Linked DNA regions of Homo sapiens: region 2 is linked to region 1. Evidence: read pairs that join two places in POLR2A ChIA-PET (ENCODE). Cell type or tissue: PC-3. All regions are shown on one strand. Links, peaks and the distances in the headings refer to the core of each region. The heading gives the core; the rest is flanking DNA.

What was found. ChIA-PET counts read pairs that join two places held together with the same protein. Peaks named below come from ENCODE experiments on the same cell type or tissue, not always from the same donor. Only the 100,000 strongest peaks of a DNase experiment are listed, where the experiment ranks them.
Region 2: POLR2A ChIA-PET joins it to region 1 with 6 read pairs; 3 of 35 experiments call an interaction of 5 or more read pairs at or near these places.

The regions. Positions count from the first base shown.
Region 1 is chr21:42,104,832-42,110,209 of GRCh38, forward strand. It overlaps UMODL1 (uromodulin like 1), which reads left to right. Exons shown (of 23, transcript NM_001004416.3): 10 at 4,731-4,868. It overlaps UMODL1-AS1 (UMODL1 antisense RNA 1), which reads right to left and starts at 3,703. Exons shown (of 2, transcript NR_027243.1): 1 at 3,465-3,703. RefSeq lists an enhancer at 2,852-2,971 and a silencer at 2,948-3,242. In PC-3, for the core only: a CTCF peak has its summit at 3,144 (motif pointing left); a DNase peak (open chromatin) is centred at 3,150.
Region 2 is chr21:42,325,845-42,331,222 of GRCh38, forward strand. No RefSeq gene overlaps it. Among named protein-coding and RNA genes, the nearest start is that of TFF3, 13 kb to the left of the region's middle. In PC-3, for the core only: no CTCF peak of the experiment used is centred there; no DNase peak of the experiment used is centred there; H3K27me3 peaks cover 770 bases.

The DNA of each region.
Region 1 (5,378 bases), core at 148-5,147:
AGACACAAAGAGACAGAGAGATAAAGAGAGAGACAGAAAGGCACGGAGACCAGGTTCTTGCTGTCCTGCAGCAGGCACGGAGTTCTCTCCTGGCTGTGAGGGCACACACAGTCTCTAGATCCACAAGCTCCAGTTTTGGGCTCAATCTGTGGAGTGGGCACCTCTCTGGTCGTCTCCCGGGGTGCTGGGTCTTGGAGCTCAGCCACGTGCTGGCTTCCTGTCCCAACCTTCCCCCACCAGGAGGTGCCGGGAAGAACTGGGTTGGGTGTGGGGGGATCTACTCTTTGAAGTCATGCCTGGAAACCTCGGCCTGGGGTTACTCTGTTCACTTGGCACTCCCTAAGGATGGGGATACTACAGTGGCCCCTGTACCTGGTAAGATCCCACCTAGCTGGGCTGCAGGGTAGGGCCTGAGGTTGGGGTCCACAGGGTATGCCCCCAGCAGGGTCCTCAGTGTGTGACCCCGTGATCCAACCTTCAGGCGGATCCAGCCTTCAGGTGGATGCCACCCAGCCCGCCCTCCACACCTCCCTGCCTCCCTCCTCCCATCCTCTGGGACTAGGGCTCAGGCGATTCCAGATCCCTGCCAAATGAGAACCTCGGCAGCAGGGATGTCGTGGGTAGAATGGTGGCCCCCTCCAAAAAGATATGTTCACCTGGAACTTCAGAATGTGACCTTATTTAGAATAAGGGTGTTTGCAGACACGATTAAGTTAAGGATGTCAAGATGAGGTCCTCCTGCCGTTGGATTTGGGTTGGCCTGAAGTTCAGTGACAAGTGTTCTTATACGAGACAAGAGGAGGAGACACAGACACAGAGGCCAAGATTGGAGTGATGCAGCCACAAGCCAAAGGACTCCTGGAGCCACAAGATAAGACACTGGAAGAGGCCTGGGAAAGCCCCTTTCCTAGAGCCCCAGAGGGAGGGCGGCCCTGCTGACACCTGGAGTTTGGACTTCGCCTCCGGAACGGCGGGAATACATCTGTGCTGTTTCAGGCCCCCCAGCTGGTGTGTTTGTGATGGCAGCCACAGGAGACCCGTGTCTTGCACCTCTAGGACTGGATGAATCCATTGTAAGCATTCGCAGCACCCCACTCCCCACGCTGTTCAGTGGTCCTGCAGAAGTTATTAAGCTCCTTCTGCAGGCTCTTGCCCGGCAGGGTCCCGGGCAGGCTGTGGCCTGCTTCCTCCACATTTCAGAGCTGAGGTGCTGGTGCGGGCAGGTCTCCTGAGCTGGGGGGTCAGCTGTGTGGCCAGTGATGGTGACGCCTCAGGCCGTGCATGGCCGGGGAGGCGGCCCTGCCTCTGCACTCTTTTGACTCCATGACTACTGGTGTCTTCGGACGCCAGAGTCGGGGGAGCAACCATGGGGCACCGCCCCTGCCTGGGGAGGCAGCACGAGGCCTGAGCCCAGCTTACAGGGGGACATCCACCCCCGCTGAGAGCCCCACCTTCACGGCGAGGATCTGTAGAAGAAGACATTTGATATTACTCGGCAAAAAAAACAAGAAACGAAAACACAAAAAGAGCTCCTCTGAAGAAGAAAAGGTATTTGCGCTGTGGTCCACCTAGAAATAATGTTGTTGGCACAACTAGAGCATTCCTCAGTCATTCAGGAGCACTCCCTGCCGGTGCGTCCACATGTCCCAACCCCGATAGATGAGGCGCTGTTCGCCCGTGGAGGGGTCAGGTTGTCGTGACCTTATCTTTACCCTTAGGCCGTCCATCCCGGGGCCTGGGGTTTCCTGCGCCAGTCACGGTGGGCTGTGTAGGTGGCCATGTGTTCGGTCTTTCCCCAGGAGGTACGTACCATGTGCTGGGAGGCCTGGAGGCTGAGCCGCCCCCCGCGCCTATGAGTTGCACCCTCACAGCGGCGGCCAAACCTCCTGCTCACTTTGCCCCATAGGAAGAGGTTAGAGTGAGGCGGAACGGGTTGGAATCCCAGCTCTGACACTCACTCACTGTGGGATGCTGCACAAATGACTTCCTCTCCCTGGGCCTCAGTATACTCATCTGTGGAATGAGATTACAGCAACATCCCACCTCCTATGGCGATGGAGTAAATTAAGGCACAATGCCTGTGTGGGTTTAGCCCAGTGCCTGTGCATGGCGACAGTGCATTTCTGATGGCCCCTCCAGCGTTCAGGGCTAACTCTTCCAGGATTAACTTTCATATCTTGGATGAGAGCTCATCTAGGAAGGTCTCCTAGCAACCCCTGGGTTCCCACTGGTCCTTCCGCCTCACGGGGCTCCTTTTTGAACCCCTCACATCATTTCCATTCAATCTCTTGCTCCTAACAGCACGGCCCCTATTCCTTCTCTTTCCCAACATCTGCTCTCAGGAGAGATTCTCATACAGTGTGCATTTGTTCTAGAGTGAGGGTCATCACTGGGCTTCTATGAGGCACCGCTGTGAACCCTCTGCACCGACCTTAGCCAGAGGAGCAGGACTCCCACCGGCATCCTTCTGCGTAAGAGGCCTTGTGGGTCTTCTGGGGCTCTGGAATCAACGCCGCTTTTCCTGGGGCCAGAGTAGGTGGAGCTGAGCTCCCCAAAGCTTCCAGTTTGCTGCCTGCTCCCACCCGCCTCGCCACTGCGCGAGCCCTTTCCATCCCCTCTGCAGAGTGAGAGAAGGGCCGTGAGTGAGGATCCTGGCCTAGGGCTGTCACCATCCCCCTCACCTGCTGGCCAGGCTAACCTACTGCAGGCTGCTTCCTTTCCTTAGGTTCACGGGTACCGCTATTTGTCCAGCGTCCATTTGCGGTGGCATTAGGATGAGGTGCTCTGTGCCCTCTTTCTCCCAGTGTGAATCTGACACACGCCCCCAGGAGAGTCCGAGGGGCATCACTTCTGGAGGACGCCCTGGGCCCTGAAAGACAGCTCATGGTCCAACTGAGGAGCCTGCACCTTGCTGGGACAGGGTGGCCCAGGAGATCTGGGGTCTGTACCTGCTCCTGGACCCTCTCCAGCTTGTTGTTCTGGGTGGGGCCAGCTCAGGAGGGGCACCTGGGCTGGGAGTCTCTGAAGCAGCTGCCCCCATTGCTCCAGGAGAGGGCTCAGCCCTTGTCCCAGCTGCGGGGCCAGTGGGAGCAGTGTGCAGCGTCCTGCCCTGGGCTCTCGCTGGCTCTGCGCCCTCGCCTGGCCAGCCCGGGAGGGTGCAGAGGCTCACTGGCAGCTCTTCCTGCTCCCACACCTGCCTCTTCCTCTGAACTGGAGGGCCGGCAAGCCTCAAGGCTTAATGCAAGACTAAATACAGCTGTCAGCGCCTTCCTCTGAGCTCGCTTGGGAGCTGTCTGGGGGGACGGAGGAGTGAAGATTAGGTGAATCACCACGCCCCAAAATAGACATCAGGTGCTTGGTGGTTTGAGCCAGCGTCTTGCCTGGTGCCTCTGCTGTCCTCCGTGGACTGCAGCCCAGCCAGCCTAGGCTCCAACCCCAACCCGGAGCACCCCCAGGAGAGTTACCTGTAGGCTGGAGGTTGAGTAGCACCCCAGGAAGAGGTGTGGGTTGGCACCAGCAGTGTTCTGATGGCAAGGCAGCCCCCAGGCCATGCTAGGGTGGTGGCATAGCTGTTGTGGCAGCTGACGAGCTTGCTGTTCTCCAGGGAAGCTGCTTCTGTGGAGACCGCAGGAAGCACAACAGAAAAAAACCCACAAAACGAGCCTCAGAGCACTCAGCAGCAGGGTTTTCTTTGCCCAGAACTGAACTGGTCCTGCATCGTGGCTTAAATTCCACCTGAATTGGAACTTCTCTGGCATGCCGGGTGTGGGTTCGTTCCCGAGCACCTCCACCCGCAGCTCTACAGAAGCACGCGCAGAAGGCACTGTCACCTCCAGCAGGGCCTGGCCCTGACGACCTCGGCTCAGCCACCCCATGGGAGCTACATTGTCCTTGTCCTCACCTTCATTCCCCTCAGGCGGGCCCCCCGGTGACATGACATCACAAGTCTTTGGGCACAGGAGGAGGGACATACCTGTGGAGACACCCGGGTGCTCTAGAATATGGCGCGGGAAGTTCATGTTGTACTCCGCTGGACCCCACCCCCGGCGTGGGAAGTTCATGTTGTACTCAGGCTGACCCCCACCCCCCCCACGAGAGAAGTCCATGTTATACTCAGGCTGACCCCCACTCCTGGCATGTAAAGCTGGTGTTATGCTCAGCTGGACCCCCACCCCCGGTGTGGAAAGCTCATGTTATACTCCACTGGCCCCCACCCCCGGCGTGGAAAGCTGGTGTTATACTCCGCTGGACCCCCACCCCCGGCGTGGAAAGCTGGTGTTATACTCCGCTGGACCCCCACCCCCCATGCGGAAAGTTCACGTTATACTCAGCTGTGTCCCCACCCCTGGCTCAGTTACTTTCCTATTTCTTGGTTGAGACACTAAGTATTGGAGAATGTTGGCACATCAAAGAGAGAGGAGAAAACATTTCAAGTTTTGGGTGTGGAAACAGAATAAAGAAGAGAGGGCTACATGCACACCCATGGGTGCTAATATTTAAGGAATGAACATTTCCTAATCTTTGCCCCCAAATAAGCCAACCAATGTGAAGGTGGGCACAGGCAGGCCGTAAGGTTGTCATGAGAGTGTTGGACGGATGCCCCAAAATGCCCCTGCTCCCGGCCGTTCACTGCAAAGACGGCTAGGAAGGACTCCTTCCAGCATGGGTCTGTCTTCTGATCACTCTTTGGCTGTTTTCTCATGGGTTTTGATTGTGTCTCCCCCTGGCAGACTGGGACGAGTGTGTGGACAGCGCGGAACACGACTGCTCACCGGCTGCCTGGTGCATCAACCTGGAGGGCTCCTACACCTGCCAGTGCCGTACCACCAGGGACGCCACCCCCTCCCGCGCAGGCCGGGCCTGTGAGGGTACGTGTCGACCCCCCTGCCGACTCTGGGAAGACCCCCTGCCCGAGAATCTGGGGGTGGGGCAAAGCCCAATTCTCCATAGGCACAGGGCTGAGGACCTATGGTAATGTTAGGGGCCTACAGAAATGTTTTCATTTCAATTTATTTTAAAATCAGAAGAAAGAAATTAATAGAAGGATAGTAAATATACATAAAACAATGAATCTAGCTTGGATTACACTCATCTCTATCTAAATGCCATTATAAAATGTAATTTTTGATAGATTGTTAAGTGGAGGGGTGCAGGGGTCCATGAAGGCCAAGTTCCTTGGGCCCACAGAAGTCAGGATGCAGCCCGGGGTCGAGGGATTCCTTCCCCAGTGGCCTGGAGCCCGAGAGGGTGTGGCCTGGAGCCCGAGACAGTGTGGAAGCCCAGAGAAGCTGCAGAGAGGCCCGATGGGGGCCGCTGAGCTCTAGTCCTGCTGTATCGGCCCCCAGTCTTTTCTGTGGACCAGTTCTGATGAGTGGGTC
Region 2 (5,378 bases), core at 150-5,149, 220 kb after region 1:
CTATCTTCAGAGGAATAGAACAGAATCTGCATTCCCCACAACGTAGCAACACAATGTCCTGGCCACAATCGGAAATTACTAAACACACAACCAACAGGAATGTCTCATGCGTTCTGAAGAGAAAAAAAGCCATCAACCTGAGATGACCCAGACATTGCAATGACCAGATAAAGATTTTAAAACAATTAGTATAAGTATGCTTGAGGAAATAAAGAAATATTGCTTATAATGTATGTAAAAATAGAAAATCCCAGAAAAAGAAAATTTAAAAACTGTGTAAAAATAACCAAGTAGAAAGTATAGAACTGAGGGGAGTCAGGTGTGGTGGCTCATGCCTGTAATCCCAGCACTTTGGGAGGCTGAGGCGGGTGGATTACGGGAGGTCAGGATTTCAAGACCAGCCTGGCCAACATGGCAAAACCCCGTCTCTACTAAAAAATACAAAAAACAAAAAATTAGCTGGGTGTAGTGGTGCACACCTGTAGTCTGAGCTACTTGGAAGGCTCAGGCAGGAGAATCACTTGAACCCAGGAGATGGAGGTTGCAGTAAGCCAAGATCACACCACTGCACTCCAGCCTGGGCAACAGAGCAAGACTCTGTCTCAAGAAAAAAACAAAAAGAACTGAGAAGTATATGTGTGAATAATAAATCTACAGTGAATATAAACTAAATAAATAAGTAAATGAAAGAATAGTAAATATGTACATGAAAGTAAAACGTATTGAAGTCTTAGAGTAAAGTGAAGATGACAGAGGAAAGTCAATTAACGTAAAAGATAGCACACTTTAAATTATCCAGTTTGAAGAATAGAAAGAAAAAAAAGGTTGAAGAAATGAACAAAGCCCCAACTACCTGTGGGACAATATCATAAAGTCTGACAGCGTGAAATCAGAAAAAAAAAAAAAAAAAAGTGGCCAGACATGGTGGCTCATGACTATAATCCCAGAACTTTGGGAGGCTGAGGTGGGAGGATCACTTGAGGCCAGGAGTTCGAGACCAGCCTGGCCAACAAAACGAAACCCTGTCTCTACTAAAAATACAAAAAAATTAGCTGGACATTGGGATGCACACCTACAATCCCAGCTAGTCAAGAGGCTGAGGCACGAGAATCTCTTGAACCTGGGAGGCGGAGACTGCAGTGAGCCGAGATTATGCCACTGCACTCCAGCCTGGGTGACAGTGAAACTCTTTCAAAAAAAAGAAAAAAAAAAAAGCCAGAGAAAAAATTAAGAATGCTGAATCTTTGAGAAGATATTTCTTTTTAAAAGATAAACCTCTAACGAGACTGGTCAGGAGAAAAAATAAAGAAAACACAAGCTACCAACATCAGGAATGAAAGATAGGCTATTACTATCATGGTACAGACATTAAAAGGATAACTAGATAATATTTAGAGTAACTTAATACCAACAAATTTGGTAACTTAAATATGAAATGAACAAATTCCCTGTAAAACACAATTTACCAAAATGGACACAGACAAAAAATAGGAAACCTAAATAGTCTTATGTCTATTAAAAATTTTGAAGTTGCTATCAAAAACCTTCCTACAAAGAAAATCGCAGGCTTGAGTGGTTTCACTGTTGCATTCTACCAAACACAAATGAAGACCTTTAATCCATACAAACCTAGGAAAAAGATGAGCTGGGCATATTTTCCGACTCACTTTATGAGGCCATCATAAGCCTAATATGAAAACTTGACAAATATATTATGAATAATGAAAGAGCAACATCAACACAGATTGAAAAATACTTATAAAAATATTAGCAAATTCAACCCAGCAAGATATAAAAACAATATGTCAAGATGTAGATTTTTTTTTCTAAGAAAAACAAGGTAGAGTTTAACATCAAATAATCAATGCAGTTTAACAGAAAAAAATTTTAAAACATGTAATCATTTCAATGAATGTGTAAAAAGCGTTTAACAAAATTAACACTGATACATGATAAAAATTCCCAGAAAACTCGGAATAAAGAGATCATTCTTAAGCTAATAAAGGAAATCTACAAAAAATACAACATTATACTAACTGGTGAAATATTGAATATTCTCCTCCTAAAATCTAGGCCAAAGCAAGAATTCCCACTCTCATCACTTTTATTTAACATTGTAATGGTGCTTCTAGCAATGGTATAAAGCAAGGAATAAAAGGCATAAAGATCAGAAAGGAAGAAGGAAAACTGTCTTTATTCAAGGAAGATCATTTGATTTTCAATTGCCTGTTGCTAATATATGAACACCATTGATTTTTGTATATTAACTTTGTTTCCTGTAACCTTGTTTTAAAGAATTTTTTAAATAGATTTTTTAAAGGATGCTCTAAAATAGCACAAATCATGAAGGTGCAGTTGATAAATCTGACTCAATTACAATTAAGGATATCTATTCATCAAGACATGATAGAGGAGTAAAAAAAAAAGTCTAGTCATGAACTAGGAAAAGATATTTGAAACCCATGTAACTGACAAAGGATTGCTATAAAGGATAGGTAAAGAACTCCTTCAAACCAGTGAGAAAAAGACAAATAACATGATTTTTTAAATATACAAATAGGATTGCCACTGAAAAGAAAAGCTAGGTAGTCAATAAGGATATGGAAAGAAGCTCAACCTCACAAAAAGTCAAGGAATTACAAATAAACCAATGTTAAAATATCACTTTACTTAACATCAGATTGCACTGATTACCAAATGTCGACAAGTTGTGGAGAAATAGAAACTCTTATGCAAATCTGGCAAAAAGGTAATTGACACACCCTCTTTGGCAAGCATTTTGACAACAGCCAGTAAATTGAAGAAGTCCGTATTGTTCTGATAGAAAGAAACTGGAAACATTATACCTAGTTGCCTATCAATTGGGGATTGAATCCTGTGGAATATTATACACATGTTAAAATGAATGAAGCAAATATATTTTTATTAATGCAAATACATTTCAAAAGTTAAAAATAAGATATAAGTTGAAAAGGCTGCATACTAGGATACCATTTCTGATTATTTTAAAAAACAACAAAATAATACCATGTATTGTTTATGGGTATCATGGGAATAATGCCCACTGACTCAGGAAGAGTGGTTAATTCTGGGGAGGGAGGAAAAAGGATGGATTAAAGGAGTACTTTTATGATTTTATTTCTTTTTAAAATGAGAGGCATTTTTAAAGTGAGAGGCATCAAGGCATAAGTAACTGACAAGTTGATGAATCTGGGTAGCACATATATAGATGACACTACATTAGATACCATTCAAGGAAAGGCATTTGACATATGGCTATTTAAAATTTTTATTTAAAGAAATCCAAATAACGCAGGTGGTGTGGGCAGCAAGTCCCAGCTGCTGGGTGTGAGAGAGGCTGGGAGAAGCCAGCCCTGAGGCTGGGAGTGGCACATGGGTCCTGGTTTGGGGGCCATTCTCATGCTTCATCCCGGTTGCCTGGCCAATACCCCAGGGGTTTATCTGGTGAGGGATGGGGAAGGGACCACTGACAGAGTAGGAGCATTGCCATCTTGGACAAGCACCGCCATTTTAAAGTTCACCTTGATCAAAAACTGCCTAAATCCAAAGGGCATCAGCCTAATGGCTAAGGTCAGCAGGACCATAAACCACAAATGACATCTCTGACCAGAAACTTTCCAACCATAAGAAATAAACTCCTCCCCGACCAGAGGCATGCCAGGCCCAAGATAACCTCCCCTCCAGCCAGAGACATTCCAACCCCACCATAAAGTTCTCCCCAACACGGAAACATTCCAAGCTTGTGATAAGCTCTCACCCTAAAACCAATAAATACTCTTAGTCTGTAAGAGAGAGTGCTCCTGACCAAAGTGACCAGAAGCCCCTCTCAGGTTTATTCTCCAAAATCAACCTGTCTTTGACTGTTGAGCCACTTTTTGCATTTCTTTCCTCTTTCTTTAACTCTTACAACCACTTTTAAATCCCAGAAGCATCCAGCTTGATGGCAAATAAAAGTCTTAAGTCCTTTCACATTTTAAAATTTTAATTCCCAGGTCTTTGGGCCCCTGCAGTGCAATCTCAACTTTCTCTCTATATTAGCAGAGTCGACAGATCCACCTGAGGATGAGTGCCTGACTGTGTCCTGGACAAGCAAGGAGCTTGAACTAGAGAGGGAATTAACATCCCAGTGGAGAAGCACTAGAAAGAGTCAATGTTTAATACAAGTAATCTCTGGATCAAATGCACCATGGGTGTGTCACCCATGCTGTGCCCCAGGTCATCCCTCCCCTCGAAGTCTGTCAGAGAACATAAACTAAAGATTATTTTTCTGACTTCTTGAAAATGACCATTACTTTGTTCAAAGAGAAGAAGGGTCATTGGTGGCTGCTCACCACTAGAGGAGAAGAAACGGTCTCTTTGATTTTTCATGGGAATCTAGAAATAGAATGGTCAGAATTGAAAGTACCTTACATCTCATAAAATGCAACCATAGCTGGTGCCTAATCCCACCACATTCTCTGCAATTGTTAGCCTAGATGACTAGAGAGTAGTTTTTAGGGAATTCAAAAGAAATTGAAAGCAGGGCCCACCCTTAAGAAATATGTTGTCTACCAAAACAAAAACATGGTGGGACTATCAGAACTGCAAAGTGACTGTATGAGATGGCCCAGATGGAAACCACACATGACCTCTGGAGCCTTACCCTGGGGCTTCCCTGTTTGTGCAGAGAAAAGGGTGATTTCCCTGTGTGGAGGAGGAGCCCCTTACAGTCGGCTACCTTTCCAGGGCTGGTGTCCACAGGACTCTGGGTGGTTTGTGCTAAAGGTGCCCTGTGGACATTTCTTAGGTTTGAGGCAGGCATGCCTCTCACTTGACTCTTCCTACTCACCATCAGCTCCATGTTTCAAAGGATGCTTTTTCCCTGCTGTAATGTATTCATCTCATTCACTGTTTACTCCATCCAGGAACTGAAAGCAAAGTGTGAGATCACAAAATATGGCAACATCTTCAGGCAAGAGCCTACCTTAATTGCCAATGCCTCCTGGTGGCTCTTCATTATAGAGGCAGCCCATGTTCTCAAGACTTATAATAGCCCTGTTTTACATATCAAATGGCAAGAAGCTAAATACCAACTCTCCTTAATACATTATTCATACTTCCGTGGCACTCATATGATATCTTGTTTTTCAATGTCTTAAGGAGTTTTACCAAAGAGTTAAGATTTGTTGAGTTCCTATGGACAGAAGTATTATTGAACAAAGAATATCAGTCAATATTTATTTAACATCCACTGTGTGCACAGCCTTCAGTCCAGGTGCTGTGGGAGGTTACAAAAGAAGAAGATGATATGGTCAGTGTTGATAAGAAAGCTGCAGTCATGGAGGCATCATAAACTCCAACTCAGCCCCCAGCATTAT